2 separate regions of the Homo sapiens genome follow, and region 2 is linked to region 1. A link is a contact called in ENCODE Hi-C or POLR2A ChIA-PET data. All regions are on one chromosome and are shown on one strand. The core of a region is the stretch at or near the end of the contact, and the rest is flanking DNA. Distances in the headings are between cores, read along the strand shown.

Region 1 (7,034 bases), core at 923-3,422:
AAAATGCAGACTTGACTTAGAATGCTAATGACTTGTAAAACTATGGTTTTTATTCTTCTTTGTCCTGTAGGGATATTTTAAAGACAATACCAGACTCTTCGATATGGCATATCACTTCTTCATTTCTTTTGTTTCACTTTAAAAAAAATTCCTTTCACATTATAACTTTTAATTCTTCTAAATTGGAGTTTTAAATCTTGTTTTTGCTGTTCTTCACCCCTCCTCCTTTTCCCCATTTTTGTTATAATCACTCCAATTAATTTCAATTGCCTTCTTAGGGCATCTGAATTTGCAGGAATGAATATTGATTGCAAACTCTCTGGGAAGATTTTTTAACTTTCCACTGTGAAGTTTCTGAGGCAGTAATGTAACACAGCCAACTTCCTTTAACTCCTTTCCTTTCTCTTTAAAGTGTATCCGATGTCTTGGATTACTACTATTTACATGATCCTTTACCAGTGACTGAAATCTGGTGTCACTGTTTACAACTTCTGGGAAAAGATTACAAGAACAATATACGTATCTTCTGAATATGTGGAAATGAAAGCAGAACGATTTCAACAATTTGAAGTAGTACTATGGTAGAGAGTTTGAGAAAACAAAACTTGGCACTCCAGAAGGAAACTGATGAGATTCAATTAAAGAAAAGAAAACAGAAACAATTTCAACCTTATAATAGTCATTAAAGGAAAGAAATAAAGCATCATTTCTTGAGGAGTTTTAAATCTCTTTAAATAAAGTTATATATAGAGAGAGGGAGATATGGCCATCTCATATAAAATTCAGAGAATGAAGATTCGTGTTGTAAAAGCTCTATATGGTTAATATCCCTTCTTTACATTCTCTTCATTTCTGAATTCAATGACTATAATAAATCTGCCCTAGAGACAATTCACTTTTTCCATCTGGTTCAGATTTTATTATTTAAAAAGATAGCATTTTATCGTGTAAAAATGTCAGCAGGAAAAGGGCACGGGTAGAATGAATATAGGCAGAAATGTTTTCTTCTGTCATAGAAAGTGAGTTTCCTAATTGATAAATAGTGGCCAATTTAGGAATCCTAGAAATAAATGTGGCACACCTTATATAATCAGTCTAGCCCTACCATCAGAAATCACCGTGAGGCAAAGATTCCAACATCCAGAAGCCTTGGAAGTTGAATCCTTTGCAACTGAACACATTCTTGTCTTAGCCAGATAACTTTAGAGGGTCCTGACATTGTGCAAAGCCTGAACTCTGGACTGGAATTACAAGTACTCCGCATGTGGGAGTCCCTGCACAATCTGATACTTTTTTAAATGCATGAAGAACACTAGTCGGTTGTGGTCCAAGACATCAGAAACCAATTTTTCATCTTGAATGCTTCATCTGTATTTCCACATTTTCCTTCTTTAAAGTTCTTTTACCCTCTGAAAGGTTTAAATCCATATTTGGAAATACAGGAAAGATTTTACTTGGTACTTGGGAGCCTGTATAAAATGTAAGGGTTGCTCTTTGCTTTACAGCTAAAACGGGAAAACAAACAATATTTGGGCATTTTTCTGTTCATGGTTAAATCCAATAGTGAGTCCCTGTCCCCATCCCCTCCTCCACCCAGGTCTGCAAAACTGAAGGCAACTGCCCTAAACAGGATGTTTACTTCCTGAATGTCATTGGATTCCTGCTGTCGGTTTTCCACCTGAAATCACAAGAGAACAGATTCATAGCAAAAGAAAACAATGGGCATTTTGCCACTCCTTGCCTTACTCCCACAAGACAATGCTTTAGCTCAGCTCTTTATTCATGACCCCAGTGAGCAGCTGTGATGTCATGACTAATAACAAACAAAGCTTGTGTATGTGTTTCTTCCTGTCTCTTCAAAACTGGTAACACACTTTCCAACAGAGAAAAGTGGTCGAAGGTACCGTACTCTCAAAAGTCCACTATGCTGTGTGGACCATATCTCTGTTTCTGTTATTCATTTTTTGAGAGAAAGAAAAAGCTAAATAAATTTTATCTTAGACATCACTGAACTTAAAAGGACCTCAGCGAGCATTTACTCCAAGCACTCATTTTTCAGGTGAAGAAACTGAAACAAAGGGAGGTGAAGGGACTAAGCCAAGGTCAGATGACTGGTAAGTGACAGAGTGATAGAGAAGGAGCAGGATCCGAGTTCTCCAGGCTCCTTCACCAGGGCCTTTCCCTCTCCATGTGGCTGCCTCTGAATCACTTCCACATTTGATTCAGCTACTTATAAAAAGAGACACAAATAGAGAAATTTCCAAATAGGCCTGCTCCTATTTTTATGTATGTTAGGTATTCATAAAGACAGTTTCACTTGAGAACTAGAGCCTCAATACTACATAGCAGGGCTTCTTAGGCACTATTGACATTTAAGGTCAGATCATTCCTTGTTGGGGTAGAGGAGAGTTACTTTGTGCATGCTGAAAGATTCTCCCCCGGGCCCGAAAGCTTGAAGGGATGAGTAACTCCTCCCTTCTCAGGCCCAGTCCCAAAGCTCAAGGCCACTTGCGCCAGCAGCACGCGTCAGCAAGATAGCAGAAGCAGGAAGACAGCGGGCCAGAAGACACCTACCCTGGCCGGAAGACACCTACCCTGGCCGGAAGACACCTACCCTGGCCGGAAGACAACTACCCTGGCCGGAAGACACCTACCCTGGCCGGAAGACAACTACCCTGGCCGGAAGACACCTACCCTGGCCGGAAGACAACTACCCTGGCCGGAAGACACCTACCCTGGCCGGAAGACAACTACCCTGGCCGGAAGACACCTACCCTGGCCGGAAGACACATACCCCTGAAGACCGAGAAAGAGGCCGTCCAGGTACTACGTAGCAGTCACGTCAGACTGGGACACTTCCTGTTTACAGAGGACTACAAAGCCCCTGTCCCGTCCTCACTTGGGGCTGATGTCATTTTAGGTCTCAGCCCGCCTGCACCCAGGCACTCATTAAAACAGTGTGTTGCTCCACACCGCTTTGTGTTGTCTGTTGGCATGCTTTTAGGGTTCGAACCAATACAAGAAACTTTCACATGCTAGGACGTTTAGCAGCATCCCTGGCCTCTACCCATGAGTTGCCAATAGCCTCCCCCCACCAAGTTGAGACAACCAAAATGTCTGTAGGGCATTGGCAAATGTCCTCTGGAGGATAACAATCGCCCTGTTGAGAACCACTGCCATACCTCCTACACATCTATTGATCATCAGGAAGCCCTCAATCATTGCTGCAAGTCAGATGCCAGAGGTCTGGGATGACCAGGAAATTTGCAATACATTACATACAGATGGGAGAAGATGCTTCCCTGATTTCCTCTCACAAAGACAAAGACAAAGCAGTGACCCTATCTAGGCACAGAAATGATCAGGAGAAGCATAGTTTCAGAAAAAGAGAGCCAAAAAATAATAGTGAAGTGAGATGAAAAACAATAAAAGATGTGGGGAAAAAACAGTGAGAAAGACAGAAGAAAGGGAAATGGAAGGAAGAAAGAGGTCACCAGTAAGAAGGGATTTTAACATTCCAGAATCTGTAGGACAGAGCGACCCATTATAAGATAAAGTGGCATATTTTCATCAGGCATAATTTTTTAAAAGGCAACTCAGTCTGAGCAAAAGGGTCAAGAACTTTCCACCAAGTTATTGTGAGACTTTAGGAAAGGACCATTGTCCCCAGAGGATGGACCCCTCAGGGGAGTTCTGTGTGAAGCTCTTTGTTAAGCCCTCATATGCTTAAAACTCTAAAACTCTTTAAAACAGCTTAGCTTGGAGTTTCATTCACATTAGTGTTCCTAGTATACAACGAATTCGAATGAGACTTTAAAAGAATGAACATGACTCTTCATACCCAGGGTGCAATTTTCTTAACTGCTACTTCCCAAAAAATCTATTTTATCTCAAAACACCTCATGGGACAGAGAAGCTCTGGATTTTTTTATTATTATTATTTACTTTTAAGACAAGGTCTCACTCACTCTGTTGCCCAGGCTGGAGTGCAGTGGCACGATCATGGCTCACAGCAGCCTCAACCTCCCAGGCTCAAGCAATCCTCCTGCCTCAGCCTCCCAAGTAACTGGGACTACAGGCATGTGCCACCACATCCAGCAATTTTTTAAAAAAATTTTTGTAGAGACAGAGTCCCACTACGTTGCCCAGGCTGGTTTTGAGCTCCTGCCTTAAGTGATCTTCCCTCCTGGGCTTCCCAAAGTGTTGGGATTACAGGCATGAGCCACCACGCCCGGCCAGCTCTGGATATTTTTGATTGTGACTCTCCTCAGAGTGTTCAGGTGGCTAATTGAATGGCAGCTCTAGATTGGACTGAGTTCCAAAATATGTGTATAATAACATGTCTATTTCTGAATCTGCTCACAAGTCTAGATTACACTCAATTCTTACAGTATCTCTCCTTTTGTATATGCTCCAAAATGTCCATTATAAAAAGGTTCTTCTAAAAAAATCATTATCTTAGTGAGTTTTCATAGACTCCTATGATTCTCAAAACTCTAAAGTGCTTAGGAATCACTTGAGAATCTTGTTAAAATGCAGATTCTAATCCATTAGGTCTGAGTGGGGCCTGAGAGTCTGCATTTCTCACAAGCTCCCACCCAGGAGATGCTGATGCTATAGGTCCACGGTCACACTTTGAGCGAGAAGGCTCTATGTCTAACCCATTCTGAAAAATCACCTTTTAGATTATATTGTTTCCCTCCTATAAAAATTCATTACTGCTGACTGCCCACTGCTTACCAGGGAAAGTCCAAACTCTCCTGCAAGAAATTAATGCCCTTCATGAAGTAAGTCCAATCTAGCTTCAGCTCCACTGACTCCCCTCTCACCTAACATGTACTCTATGAAGCAGCCACACCAATTCTGTGTTGTTCCCCAAAATTCCATGAAAATTGCATTTGCCCAATTTGGTCCCACTGTTTCCTATACCCAGACGGCTCTACCAACAAAATCTTCACCATGCTTCAGGGCCCAGATCAAAGGTAACCTCCTCCAAGAGGCCTTCCCCAAGCCCTTCTAAAAACAAAAGAATTGTTCCTCCCACTGTACCTTGTGCTTGACATTCAAATACCTACACTGGTATGTCTGGTTTTCTGGAAAGTTATGATCCACTGAACAAAACTGTAAAACTACATGGAACCTAACTCAGGAGTTAAAAAAGATACTCAGCTTTCTACTTTCACATCCCTAGCTCCTGAAGAAAGGAGTCTATCAGTAACTCTTCTGAGGAGTTAAAAATTCCACAGGATTCCCCCCAGACTTTTGGCCCCAAAATGAATATTTAACACTAGTGGTTTCAGGCACCCAGGTGCACATTCCATCTACTCAGGAACATCACCCCTACAATGGCCCCCACCCCCGCATCATGGATGTTTTCTCATAGGACATTCTCATCAGCATAAAATATCTTCCATCTTTTAAAAAACACATATACAACCAAAAAAAAAACCCATCTTCCATCCATTTCTCTATTCCCCTTTGCAGCAAAGCTCCTCCTCTAACAAGACTCACTGTCCCCACTTCATCCCCTTCATTCTCTCTTGCCCACCTTTCCATCCACCAAACTGCACTTGTCAAGTCACCAAAGACCGCAGCACTGCAAAGGAGGAGTCACTTTTCAGACCCTCACACTCGATCTAGGGCAGCACTGGAGGGAGTTGGTCACTCCCTCCCTGAAATCCTTTCTTTGCTTGTCTTCTGGGGACACAACAACTTCTTTTTTCTCCTCCCCCATCCTTCCCCAAAGCTGCTCTGTTCCAGTCTCCTCTGCCAGACGCTCTACTTCCCTAACTCTAAACACCCAAGGAACCAGGCTCAGTCTCTGGATCTTCTCTCCTCTATCTGCCCTTAGTTCCCAGGAAGCCACATTCAGTCTCATAGCTTTAAATACCATGTATAAACTAAAGACATCCAAATTTATACCTCCATTCCATGCCTCTCCCTGAAATCTAGACTGAGCTAATTATGTCTGTGACTGAATTTCTGATACACACTCCCCATTAAACCTGCTCCCTCGATCTTCCTTATTTTATAAAGCCAAGGTTCTGTCTCTCCGCTGCTCAAACCGCAACCCTGGGAAGCATCTGGCCTCCTCTTGTTCTCTCACACAGCCCATGCACTCCAGCTTGTCCTGCCACCAACACCTGGAAGATCTCTGCAAAGGCTGGTCACCTTCACTGCTATTGCTTCAGCCCGCACCACAAGCAGCCCTCATCTGGACTCTTGGGAGGGTCCTGACCAGGCTCCCTGCTCCCACCCTTGTCCCCAGCCACACTGCCACAGGCTACTTTCCGGACACAGAGCCAGAGCGGGTCTTTTAAGATGTGTCAGGCCACAGCACTCTTCTCAAAACCTTCTAAGCGCTTCTTATCTTCCTCAGAATCAAATTCAACATCTTTCCCCAAGTTGCTATGAGTCCCCTTGTGAGTGGCCACCTTCCTGCTCACCTCACAGTGCTCATCCCCTAGCACGCGCTCCGGCCACATGCAATTCCCTGCTGATTCTCAAACACCGCTCCTGCCTCAGAGGCTTTCCCGTGGTCTGTCGGCCTGGCTATTTGCAAGGCTCAGGGCACACCTCATTTCGGCGTGCTCCAATGCCAACAGACCAGACAGCCCAATCCGGGCACCCTACACATAGCCAAACGCTCCAGCCCTCAGACCCTGCTTCATTCTTCTTCACTTTTTTGTGTGTATTCTTTGTCTCTTTCTGGTAAAATACACACTTTTTATGAGCTGGGACTGTTTATTTTGTTCGTTTGTTTTCTTCACTTGTTTGTTTTGTATACCTTAGCACAATGCCTGGCAGACAGTGGTTACTTAAGATACTTTCACTGGATACATAAATGAATATTGTTAGGTAATCAAAAAATAAGCCTCTGTATGCACTATGGAAAAAAAAATCATGGCAACATTCAAAGGAATAAAATACTCTACTAAACTACTTTAAGATATTGTCTTGACTGAGAGCTTAGAATGCAAAGAAAAGGGAGACTCACTTCCTGATCACCATTTTGGACTCTGATGAACTTTGGC
Region 2 (7,034 bases), core at 1,472-3,971, 41 kb before region 1:
TGTGACTGTGATTCCATCTCCTTCCTGGAGAGACAGGGAGAAATCCCACAATAATGTGGGCAATACCTCAGTTATTACTTTCCTACAATGTCTACCATCAGAAATGGAGCCTATAAAACCTCAGAGGCTGTGAAAAAGTGAATGATGAGACTGCATTCCAGATTTTGACAAAGCTAATTTGTATGTCAAGTCACGAAGAATGACTACATCCCGGGTTGAGGAAAAATGCCTTTTGAGAGCATGGCCAGTCCGTAGGTGTCCACGAAGGCTTTCTTTCAATATTTAGAGCATGAATGATTGTATCCCCTGGATTTCAAAGCAGAAAGCTAAGAAATCCAACTAGAGCAGCAAATTAGTCATCTCAGTTTGATGAATCCTGAATATGATGCTTTTCCTGGATTGGCTACATTATGACAAAGTCACTTGAGGGTTCCAGGATTACCACTGTTGTTTTAACACCATGTGAAGCAACACACATGTCCCCTTGAAGAGCAGCAGATATAAACCAAGGGATGAAACCATTGCCAACATTCTACCTTACTGACCTAACCATAAGCTAAGGAGCCAGAAGTCACTATTGAGTAAGCTTGGTTAGCCAGAAACCTTCCCCAAATGGTGCAAATTCTAGTTATGTCATAGTTGACTTTCTGATCCAAACCCTTCAACCAACAGATTGAAGCAGATGTGTACAGAAGATTAACACTGATATTGGTGGGGTGCGGTGGCTCATCCCAGCACTTTGGGAGGCCGAAGTGGGTGGATCACCTGAGGTCAGGGGTGTGAGACCAACCTGGCCAACATGGTGAAACTCCATCTCTACTAAAAATACAAAAATTATGCGGGCATGGTGGCACATGCCTGTAATCCCAGCTACTCGGGAGGCTGAGGCAGGAGAATCCCCTGAACCCAGAAGACAGAGGTTGTAGTGAGCCAAGATCGTACCACTGCATTCCAGCCTGGGCAACAGAGTAGTGAGACTTCATCTCAAAAAAAAAAAAAAAAAAAAAAAAAAAAGAAGACTGGTCTTAATTAAGATCTTAAGATTAAGATATTTTGGTTTTTAAATTTTTATTTATGCAGTCACAGAAAATAGAAACTCGACGGAAATTCTTTTATCACCTCTCATCAGTTTCCTTTTTTCCAACATGGGAGAATGTATCCTTGTTACCAATCCCTCATCTTCCCCTGCAGCTGTGCCCTTTGCACTGTGATTTCAGAGTTCCTCCCACTAAAACTGGAGCCTATTTCTCTGCTTCATTTACTTATGTGGAATGTGGCCACATGATTACTTTAGCCAATAGAATGTTGGTTGATACGACTCAAGTAAAGGCTTGACATATGCTTGCGAGTGGGCTTGCCCTCTTGCTTGTCCGTCTTAGCATGCTAAGGGCATGCCCTGGGTAGCCCGTTACTCCAACAATAATGAGAGGCAAGTGGAACAGACCTGGACCAAATCTGTGGCCTAGTGTCAAGCCCAACCTAGATCAGCCAACCAGCAGATACATAAGAGAGATAAATAGTGGTTGTTTTAAGTCACTGACTTTTGGAGTGGCATGCAATGCAACATTATTGTGATAAATGCTTGGCTAAGACAAAACATGGCACCAAGAACCTGACACATCTCCATCTCTGACTTTTTGCTCTTTCTAAGAAGTCCTACTTCCCCTAAATAACTCCAGTGCCTTAAGAGGTGGGTATAGAACAATATTTCAAAGGCCAAATGAATAAACGAAACTGCTTAGTGCTTTTACACCTGTTTCTATTAGTAGTATGTCCCCAAATTGAACTCTTCTTTTGATGCCTGTTCAAAACATGACTTTCAAAATACTATAGAGTGATCCACTTAAAAACAGACATTCCTTGCTGTGGTGTGGCAAAGAGCATGTAGGTGCCTGCATTAGGAATTATGAGAAGGGTTGAGTATATACCTTTTTTTGAGGCTCATCAGGGGTGTCCATGGGAGTAATGGAGCCCTCCTCAGCCTCTGAGTGGTTCGACTCGCAGGATGACACGCTGACAGAGTCCATGCTTTCACCAGAGCTCCCGCTGGCAGTGGACTTGGGCTGCTCTTTGGTGGGAGTGGGACTGGTGATCATGTCAGACCCTAGAAACAGTCTGGAAAAAAACAGAATGCCAAGCATTTGGGCTGTTACAAATCTGGAATCCATGATTAGGCAAATATTTTGTGTTGATTAAGCCCTTGATGTTTTTTCAGTCTTGTGTGTTCTGTCATTATTATTTTAGGAGGACATTCGCTATAAAGTTTCTAACAAATAGTAGTAAACATCTTGTCCCAAAAGAGTATTTCCAACTTCAAAGAACACATAGATTATTCAGTACTAATCTGAAGTCTTTCTAGGTCAATGGTCCTCTACATTTTAACAGTCTATGGACCACCTTGGCAGGATCAAGATACCATCAGCATACCCCCATCACTTCCTACCATAAAATGATCTTCACAGGCAAAGAAGGGATGGCACTGCTTTGGGTAAGAAACCAAGGAGGAAGACTTCTATTTCCAACAATCTGTGAACTACAGTATCCTAAATGCTTCCTCTATAAAACAGCTAGATAAGAAATATTAAAAACTCTTTTTAGTTGAGCTTGCAAGATAGGAAGGGAAATCCCTACAGGCCTTAAGTGAAAAAGGAACTGAAAACCAGAAGCACGCGAGCTAGTTCTGCAGCTGCTCTGGTGGGGGAGTGGGAGGCCCCAATCTTGGCAAAATAGTGATATGGGTTTTAATGCACACCCAGGGCCCAAAGATGAGGGTTTCTGTTTATGAATGGTGAGGAGTTAGAACCAAAACTATATACAGCCAGGGCCCACAAAGGGCTATACCCTTACTAAAAAGATAGGCCAGAAAAATATCTTTCTACTAGCATAGGAAGACAACAGGGAGACTGTTCTTGCCTGAGCATGGAAAGAAGAAAAATGTCTCCTATGAAGTCATGTGTGAGCTGGGTCTGTGCCTCACTCCAATTTGCTATTTATGTGGTCTATGGGGTTAGAAACTCTCAACCGGTGACACCGCTAGTAAACTAGATTTTTTCTTAAAAAAAAAGAAAATCTTGCGGGAGGGATATACCTTCAGCCCAGGCTTCAGAGAATCCCCTGATAAAGATAAACTCGTGATACAAAATTACAAAATACACACAAGGAAATATTCCACTGAAAGAGAGAGCCAACAGGCATAACAAAAAGCAGGCTTAGACTCCTGAGAACTTCAAATTTGAGAACTGTCAGAACAAAACTAATAATGTGCTTATTCATCCAACAAATATCTGCATGTCTACTATAAGCCAAGCTGCAAAATAAGTATGTTAGGAAATATTAAAGACATAAAAGAAGAAATTGAAAACCGGAGCTCAGAGCAAGACATCCTAATAAAGGAAGAAGATAATTTGAAAAACATTTCACCTCTAAGTGAAAAAGGTGGTGACTTAAACTAAAACCTCAGTGGAAGGATTAAATAACTTGAAGAAAAAAATCATGAACTAGATGACAGATCTGAAGAAAATCCTCAAAAATCATCATCAAAAGATAAAGACATAGAAAGAACAGTGAAAAGATATGGAGAAAGCAGTAAGAAAGCCCCAGGTATGTGTAGGAGGAGTTCCAGAAGACATGGAGAGGATGGAAGAAGGCCCATATCAGAAGAGATGGTGGCTGAGAGGATTCCAGAACTGGTGAACCATAGGAATCCTCCCATCCAAGAGCCATGTCCTGAATAGGGTAAGACTAAACTCCCACTTAAACTGGTATATCAAAGACAAAAGAAATTCTTAAAATCAACAGGGGGCCAGGCACAGTGGCTCTCAAAGTGCTTCCAGCACTTTGGGAGGCCGAGGCAGGCTGACTGCCTGAGTTCAGGAGTTCAAGACCACTCCAGGCAACGTGGTGAAGCCCCATCTCTACCAAAATACAAAAAAATTACCCAGGTGTGGTGGCATGTGCCTGTAATCCCAGCTACTTGGGAAGCTGAAGCACAAGAATTGCATGAACCCAGGAGGCAGAGGTTACAGTGAGCCAAGATCACTCCAGCCTAAGCGACAGAGCAAAACTCTTTTGAAAGAAAGAGAGCGAGTGAGGAAGGAAGGAAGGAAGGAAAGAAGAAAGAAAAGCAACAGGAGTGGGAACATAAAACAGAGGAATAGTAATTAAGCAGATACCACACATCTCAAAAGTAACCATGGAAGTCAAAAGACACTGAATAATATCGTCAAAGTGCTGAGTGAAAGTAACAGTCAGTATTGAATTCTATACCCGTCTAATATAATTCTAAGAAGGAGGGCAAAATAAAGACTTTCTCAGACTAAGACTGAGAAGGTTTACCGTTAACAGATTTACACCACAAGTAGTGGTAAAAGGAGGGCGGGAGTCAGATTAAGAAGGAACGGCATGCAAGGCAACTAGCACGTGGGCTGAACCTAAACAAGTACTGACTATAAAATAACAACAATAATAGAAACAATGAAGGTGAACTTGATTTTTTATTAAATATTTTCGGAATTATATGCTTGAATTCCAAGAGCTCAAGCATATTTTTGCTCTGCCTTATCTCTACCCTGCTATCTCCAGCCCCATTTTCCCTGTCTTCCTTTTATGACCCTTCAAGCATTACAGGAGCATTACAGGGACTATAGGGGTATGAGCTAAACTCTGATCACAGAAGCAAAAATAATGCCCTTTCTTACTGCTTCATAAATTACAAAGGTAGATCTTGAAAGGATGTCAACTAGTGGTCCTCCATCCATTATCTCAGAGTCTCTAGGGTTCTTCCATTTCTACAATTCAGTAAGGTCCTGCTTTGTCCTGCGTTGTGAAGGTTCATTCTGGCTCAGTAGTAGGCATCTCTAACTTTCAAACTAGGCCTAAGCACCCAAAGTTTTCTCCAACCTCTTTGGAATGATGAGCCATTGAATGTGGGAACAGCAAAAATGCATTTCCCAGATTTGTAAACATGCTAAGAAGATCATGAAATCTTTTGAAAAATAATGGTATGCAAACACCCTTGTATGTACAAGAAATAAGATGGGGGCATATGAACTGCTTTCATAATAGATGCCCAAACTCAACTGCAGATACCAAGGGTTATCCCAGCAAGATTTTACTAGTAAGAGATGTACTGAGTACCTACCACACTTTGTGAAGGGCATAGCACCCTCACAGTCCTGCCCTCTCTGGATTTCACAGTAAATGTTTTCATAGGACTGACCACTTGTCTGTGTCAGTGAAGACAGAGGATCCAGGGGTATTAGAACTCCCACCACAAAACATATAGATCCCGGGCTTGGAGAGGAGTACAGAGAAGCAGTAGCATAGAAATGAGGATGGGGAGAAGGCAGGAGGATAGAGGTAGCAGGACGCAGGATTAGGCCTGCCTGCATTGAGAATTTTTGTTTTTTTCCTTAAGAACCTCTGACTGCCATAGTGGGTCCAGAAGCTCCCAATTCCTTCTGCTGCCTCAGTGAGCAGAGTGGACACCCAGGATCCCCTGCATGTCTGGACTCCTCTATCAGGGAGCTGATTCCCTGTGCACATGCCAGTCTTACCAGCTGACAAGGCTTGGTCAGGCCCCTCAGATTATCTCAGTAGTTCATTCCCCCATATCTGCAAAGATGAAAAGACAGCAAGATACTATGAAAAATTCTCCTCAAGAGCTGACTCCAAAAGCTCATAAATCTAGAGTTCCGCAGGGCCAGGACAGTCATCTGAACAAAGAGAGGGTGAGCAAAACACAGGATGATCTTCCAGATGCTTTCTACTAAAGCGCATGTTCCAACCCACCCACAATGCCTCATACCACCCATATCACCTGATGGCAGATAGCAGCCTGCGTGGCCGCTGATGGTGGGAGACCTTGCTATCCACATCCAGCAGAGGTCTTTATGTTACACCGGGGACATGGCAACACTCAAGGTCATGTGCCATCCCTGCCTGTGTCTCAATGTGACTCACTGAAGTAGGTGGAGAGACAGTGCTGGGAAATATCAAATGCCCATAAAGACAGTCAGAATCCTGATCCCCCCAAATCCTCAAAAAGATATTAACTGATTCATTTCATTAAAAATAATGGTGGTTTTTCAGGCACATATTGAGAGCTAGGTACTGCATATATATATGTATGTGTATATATATATGTGTGTATAAATATATATATATATTTGTTGTTGTTGTTTTGTTTTGTTTTGTTCTTAGAGACAGGGTCTCGCCCTGTCATCCAGGCTAGAGTGCAGTGGCACAAAAATAGCTCACTGTAACACTGAACTCCTGGGCTCAGGCAACCCTCCCACCTCAGCCTCCCAAGTAGCTGGGACTACATGCGTGCACCACCATGCCCAGCTAATATTTTAAGTGATATTTTTTTGTAGAGACAGGATCTCACTACATTGTCCAGGCTGGTCTCAAACTCCTGGCCTCAGGCAATACAACTGCGAGCATGATAGACAAGGTTCCTGTTCTCAGGTTGCTTACATTCCACTGGAGGAAGCAGCTAGTATGAATGAGAATGAGGGGTGGACAGCAACATTAGAAAGGGTTCTCTCTTGGCACATAACATTTTTGCTAATATTTGAAGGAGCCAGTCATGAAGAAAGAGCATTTCAGGCCAGGCACAGCCAGTGCAAACGTCTTCAACACTGGTGAACAGAGGGCAATGTTGTAAGAGAGGGAAGTCTGCAGGTTAAGTCATGTAAGGCCTAGTAAACCAGGATACAGAGTTTGGGTTTTATTTTAAAATAAAAGCTATAGGGGTTTTTATACAGGAAGCAACATAATCTGGTGTACATTTTAAAAGACAACCTAGCTATTTAGTGGAGAATGAATGGTTGGGTAAGGGGCAGCCAGAAGACAGTGAAGATGTTACTGGAGTGATTCAGGCAGGAGAGAATGGTGATTCACAACAGAGAGGGGAGTGGAGAAGAATGGACTCAGCAAATGCTTTGAGTTCATGACAGAAGGATAAACGGCTTAACAAATGAGCGGAGTGCTCTTCACTTTCACCCTGGCTCAAGGTCATCCTGTTGAATACA

The links. A loop is a pair of places that touch in the nucleus more often than their neighbours do. ChIA-PET counts read pairs that join two places held with the same protein, here RNA polymerase II (POLR2A). Pooled maps may share reads with other maps.
Region 2: a map of dorsolateral prefrontal cortex shows a loop between it and region 1 (2.7-fold over the local background). The contact joins two enhancer-like sites. A Hi-C loop is called at or near these places in 5 of 168 maps with a recorded cell type or tissue (breast epithelium, dorsolateral prefrontal cortex, endothelial cell of hepatic sinusoid and 2 more), 6 of 37 single-sample maps with no recorded cell type and 12 of 50 pooled maps. POLR2A ChIA-PET finds 5 or more read pairs at or near these places in 2 of 52 experiments (RWPE1 and activated CD4-positive, alpha-beta T cell).

The regions. Positions count from the first base shown.
Region 1 is chr1:183,866,037-183,873,070 of GRCh38, reverse strand. RGL1 (ral guanine nucleotide dissociation stimulator like 1) reads right to left here. Exons shown (of 18, transcript NM_001297671.3): 4 at 6,998-7,034. Among named protein-coding and RNA genes, the nearest start is that of RGL1, 64 kb to the right of the region's middle. Within about 2 kb of position 2,172, at least 18 of the 41 ENCODE cell types and tissues checked have a DNase peak (open chromatin) inside an H3K27ac peak, as active enhancers do.
Region 2 is chr1:183,907,163-183,914,196 of GRCh38, reverse strand. RGL1 (ral guanine nucleotide dissociation stimulator like 1) reads right to left here. Exons shown (of 18, transcript NM_001297671.3): 15 at 1,929-2,115. Among named protein-coding and RNA genes, the nearest start is that of RGL1, 110 kb to the right of the region's middle. RefSeq lists enhancers at 1,850-2,019, 2,496-2,585. Within about 2 kb of position 2,721, at least 4 of the 41 ENCODE cell types and tissues checked have a DNase peak (open chromatin) inside an H3K27ac peak, as active enhancers do.